Linked DNA regions of Homo sapiens: region 2 is linked to region 1. A link is an interaction called in ENCODE POLR2A ChIA-PET data of the cell type or tissue named here. Cell type or tissue: GM12878. All regions are shown on one strand.

Region 1 (2,500 bases):
CAAACGGTTCTCCATTGCTATAATTTTGTCTTTTCAATAACATCATATAAATGAGATCATATATACCCTTTGAAACTGACTTCTTTTAGTCGGCATAATGCCTTTAAGGTTGATTCTAGATGTGTGTGTATCAATAGTTCCTTCTTTATTACTAAGTAGTATCCGTTACATGAAGTTACTACAATTATCTATCACCTGTTGAAGGACATTTGTGTTGTATCTAGTTTTTGACAATTATGAATAGAACTGCTACAAATGTTTGTATACAGATTTTTGCATGAGCATACATTTTCATTTCTCTAGGGCAAATACCTAGGGGATTCCTAAGTTATCTGGTGAGTGTATGTTTAATGGTATAAGAAACTGCCTGTACACAAATGTTCATAGCGGCATCATTCATAATACTCAAGTAGTGAAAACAATCTGAGTATTCATCAACTGATGAATGGATAAATAAAATGTATATCCATACAATGGAATATTATTTGGCAATAAAAAATGAAGTACTGGTACCTGCTACAATATGGATAAACCTTGAAAATATGCTAAGTTAAATTAAAAAACAGGCACAAAGGGCCACTTATTGCATAAGTCCATTTACACATGGTCTCCGACTTACTAAGGTTCAGGACATGATTTTTCAACTTTCACAGTGCTGCAAAAGTGATAAGCATTCAGTAGAAACCATACTTCGATTTTTCGTTTTTGTTTTTGTTTTTTGAGACAGAGTCTCTGTCACCCAGGCTGGAGTGCAGTGCTTGATGTCAGATCACTGCAACCTCCACCTCCCAGGTTCAAGTGATTGTCATGCCTCAGCCTCCTGAGTAGCTGGGATTACAGATGTGCACCACCATGCCTGGCTGATTTTTTTTTTTTTTTTATTTTTAGCAGAGATGGAGTTTCGCCGTGTTGGCCAGGCTGGTCTCGAACACCTGGCCTCAAGTGATCCGCCTGCCTCGGCCTCCCAGAGTGCTGGGATTGCAGGCGTGAGCCACCACACCCATCCCCATACTTCGAGTTTTGGATTTTGATCTTTTCCCAGGCTAGCAATGTGCGGTATGACACTCCCTCTTGATGCTCGACATCAGCTCTCAGTCAGCCATGCAATTATGAGGGTAAACAACCCATACTTTGCAGTGTACTGTGTTGCCAGCATTCTTTGGATATGATTTTGTTCAACTGTAGGTAAATACATCTGTAAGTGTACTGAGCACACTTAAGGTAGGCAAGGCTAAGCTATGATGTTTGGTAGGTTAGGTGTATTAAATGCATTTTTGACTTCCCATATTTTCAATTTATTATGGATTTATTGGGACATAACCCCACGGTAAGTGAAGGAACTGCTGTATATGAAATGTCCAGAACAGGCAAATCCATAGAGTCAGAAAGTAAATCGGTTGCCCAGCACTGGGGGTGTTGGGGGAAATGGGGAGTGACCACTAATGGGTATGGGATTTTGGGGGTGATGAAAATGTTCTAAAACAGATTGTGGAAATATGATTGCACAACTTTCAAATACACTAAAAACCATGGAATTGCACAATTTAAATGGATGAATTGTTTGCTATGTGAATTAGGGCTCAATAAGGCTACTATTTTTTTTTTAAACAGCTACTTATTTTCTAAAGTGGCTGTACAATTTTGTGCTCCCACCAACAATGTATGAGAATTCTAGTTATTTCACATTCTCACCAACACTTGGTATTTTTAGTATTTTTTATTTCAGCTATTTTAATAGGTGTGTAGTGATACATCATTGTTAATTAGCATTTCTCTAATAGCTAATGAAGCCAAACATCTTTCATGTGCCCCCCTTGCCTTCTTTAGTGAAGTGTCTGTTCAAGTCTTTTGCCTATTTTTAATTTAGTTTTTTGTTTTCTTAGTTTTGACTTTGAGAGTACTTTATACATTCTGAACAACAAGTCCTTTGTCATGTGTATAATTTGCAAATATTTTCTCTTAGTCTCCCATTTAACTTCACTTTTCCTTCTCTGAAAGTAAATACTTCTTGCTAAGTTTCGAGAGGTATCAGAGCTTTATTGTCTGTGTACTCCTGTATCCTGAGTGCCTAATAAAGTCTGGCACAAAACAGATATTCAGTTAAGATTTGATGGATGAATGAATGAATGAATTCCCTGTTTTTACTGATAAGCAACAGATTTTTTCTGAGAGATAATAAATACATAAGAAGTAAATCTGAATAGATCATTTTCCTGATTAAAACACTCCCTTCCAGGTATCTCTTTAGAAAAAAAAATAAGTAATCTCTACTCTAGATTAGAAAGCATGGCATGATCCAGCTTGATTCCTTGAACATTTTATGTTCTCCTCCACCTCACAGCCTTTACAAACGCTGTTCCTCTGTTTCAGGCAGCTCTCATGGTATGCTTATGTTTTTGCTTCATAGAATTTTATTTGTAAATACGTGTTTAGTGTTTTTCTCCCTACCAGATGTGTAAGTCAGTGACCTTTACACATTTTTATTCATGTATCCCCTAAA
Region 2 (2,500 bases), 1.2 Mb before region 1:
GCCAACATGGTGAAACCCCATCTCTACTAAAAATACAAAAATTAGCTGGGCATGGTGGCGCATGCCTGTAGTCCCAGCTACTCAGGAGGCTGAGGCAGAAGAATTGCTTGAACCCAGGAAGTGGAGGTTGCAGTGAGCCGAGATTGCACTACTGCACTCCAGCCTGGGTGACAGAGCAAGACTCTATCTCAAAAAAAAAAAAAAAAAAAAAGACAATGGAAAAATGCCTTCGAAATTCTGGAGGAAAATTATTCCCAATCTAATTATTCTTACCAAATTAAGTATAAAGATAGAAGAATATATTTTCAGACATAGAAGTTCTCAAAAGAGTTGCATCCATCCCTTTTTGAAAAAGCTACTGAAGGATGTGCTCCAGGCATGCAATGAAATTACCTAACAAAAGGGGAGTGCCAGGGAATCCCTGAAACAGGATTCAACCCAGAAGAGACGTGAGAAACTCCCAGCATGATGAGTAGCTGCTTCTCAAACTTTAAGAACATGTAAATCACCAGGAGGGCTTATTAAACACAGCTTGCTGGACTCATCCCTAGAGATTCTCCTTCAGTGAGTCTGGGGTAGAGCCCAAGAATATGCATTTCTATCAAGCTCCCCAAGATATTGATGCTGCTGGTCTGGTCCACACTTTAGAGAGCTGTCTAGAGAATAACCAGCTCAAACTAGAGCTTGTCAGAATGTTTCTGGGAGAGATATTTTTCTCAAGAAGATAAAATGGATCAAATATCTAATGCATTCAAATGTCTTGAACACAAACGCACATATGTGGGGGAGAGTTAAATGAATGATAAGTACACAGAATCTAAGCAAATGAAAAAACCAAGGCCAGATGTGGTGGCTCACACCTGTGATCTTGGCACTTTGGGAGGTGAAAGCAGGAAGACTGCTTGAGCCCAGGAGTTTGAGACCAGCCTGGGCAACATGGCAAAACTCTAACTCTACAGAAAATAGAAAAAAAAAAAAAATTAGCCAGGCATGGTGGTGCAAGCCTGTAGTCCCAGCTACTTGGGAGGCTGAGGCGGGAGGATCACCTGAGCCCAAGAGGTCAAAGCTACTGTGAACTGTGATCATGCCACTGAACTCCAGCCTGGGCAATCAAGTGAGACCCTATCTCAAACAAAACAAAAAACAAACAAAAAACAAAAAAAGAGAATAGCTATTAATTTCAGGAAAAACAAAATGTTGTGCAAGAAAAGAAGGTATTCATGACCACAACTGATCCTTAACTTGCAGTAGATAATGTTTGTAGAATTGTAATAATGGAAACACTGAATACAAATTTAACCAAATTCCCCTATAACCTCCGTATTGAGAGTGTGGTGGTGGTGTTGGGAAGAGTGGACATTTTATGGAGGAAGGGAGGCAACAGAGCTAAGTCCTCTTCCTTTCCACAGTGGAGGGTCAACGGCTATTGCACGCAGCCAAAAAAAAAAAAAAAAAATGCAAGCAGCAGCAATATAGGCACATTATTTAGAAATGGGAAGTAAATTCCCAAAATAATCAGCTGAAAGAGTTAACAAGGCCACTGTTGAGAAGTAGAAAATGGGTGGGGCTATTGCTCCTTTTGAACTAATACTTTAAATTATGTGCATGAACAACTTTGATGTAAATAAAACAGGTTTAATGATGAAATAAGTTAAAATAACAAAATAAAACAAAAACAGCAAAAGGAAAGCAATGCAAGATAAAATTGTGACTTGGAACAGAGGAGGAGAACAAACAGTGCCTACAAAGCAGGGAAGTACCTGATCTAGCGTGGAAGGTTAAGGCTTCCCTAGTTAAGAAGGTGATCTCTCTGGGTCCTGAGGGCTGAGCAGGATAGAGTCTAAGAAAGGACCGCGCAGGCGGAGAGAACAGATGTGCAGAAGTGCAGAGGTGTACGGGGAACAGCGAGGTGTCTTGAGTGGCTGGAGAGCAGGATGAGGCAAGTGGCTGGGCACCTGTGCATCAGGGTAGGTGCTCAGGGGAAGGTAAGCCACTGTATGCACCATGCTAGAAAACTGGGCATTATCTTTATTTATTTATTTATTTTTTAGATGGAGTTTCATTCTTGTTGCCCAGGCTGGAGTGCAATGGCATGATCTTGGCTCACTGCAACCTCCACCTCCTGGGTTCAAGCGATTCTCTTGCCTTAGCCTCCCCAGTAGCTGGGATTACAGGCATGCACCACCACACCTGGCTAATTTTGTATTTTTAGTAGAGATAGGGTTTCTCTATGTTGGTCAGGCTGGTCTCTAATTTTTTTTTTTTTTTTTTTTTTGAGACGGAGCCTTGCTCTATCGCCCAGGCTGGAGTGCAATGGTGCGATCTTGGCTCACTGCAACCTCCGCCTCCCAGGTTCCAGCGATTCTCCTGCCTCAGCCTCCTGAGTAGCTGGGATTACAGGCTCCTGCCACTATGCCAGCTAATTTTTGTATTTTTAGTAGAGGCAGGGTTTCACCATATTGGCCAGGCTGGTCTCGAACTCCTGACCTCAGTTGAACAG

The links. ChIA-PET counts read pairs that join two places held together with the same protein. Peaks named below come from ENCODE experiments on the same cell type or tissue, not always from the same donor. Only the 100,000 strongest peaks of a DNase experiment are listed, where the experiment ranks them.
Region 2: POLR2A ChIA-PET joins it to region 1 with 8 read pairs; 1 of 35 experiments calls an interaction of 5 or more read pairs at or near these places.

What each region holds. Positions count from the first base shown.
Region 1 is chr4:4,504,004-4,506,503 of GRCh38, reverse strand. All of the region lies in intron 1 of STX18 (syntaxin 18), which reads left to right. Among named protein-coding and RNA genes, the nearest start is that of STX18-IT1, 24 kb to the right of the region's middle. In GM12878, no CTCF peak of the experiment used is centred here; no DNase peak of the experiment used is centred here; H3K27ac peaks cover 539 bases.
Region 2 is chr4:5,713,452-5,715,951 of GRCh38, reverse strand. The region is part of intron 1 of EVC (EvC ciliary complex subunit 1); the gene reads right to left. Among named protein-coding and RNA genes, the nearest start is that of EVC, 3.5 kb to the right of the region's middle. In GM12878, no CTCF peak of the experiment used is centred here; no DNase peak of the experiment used is centred here; H3K4me3 peaks cover 861 bases.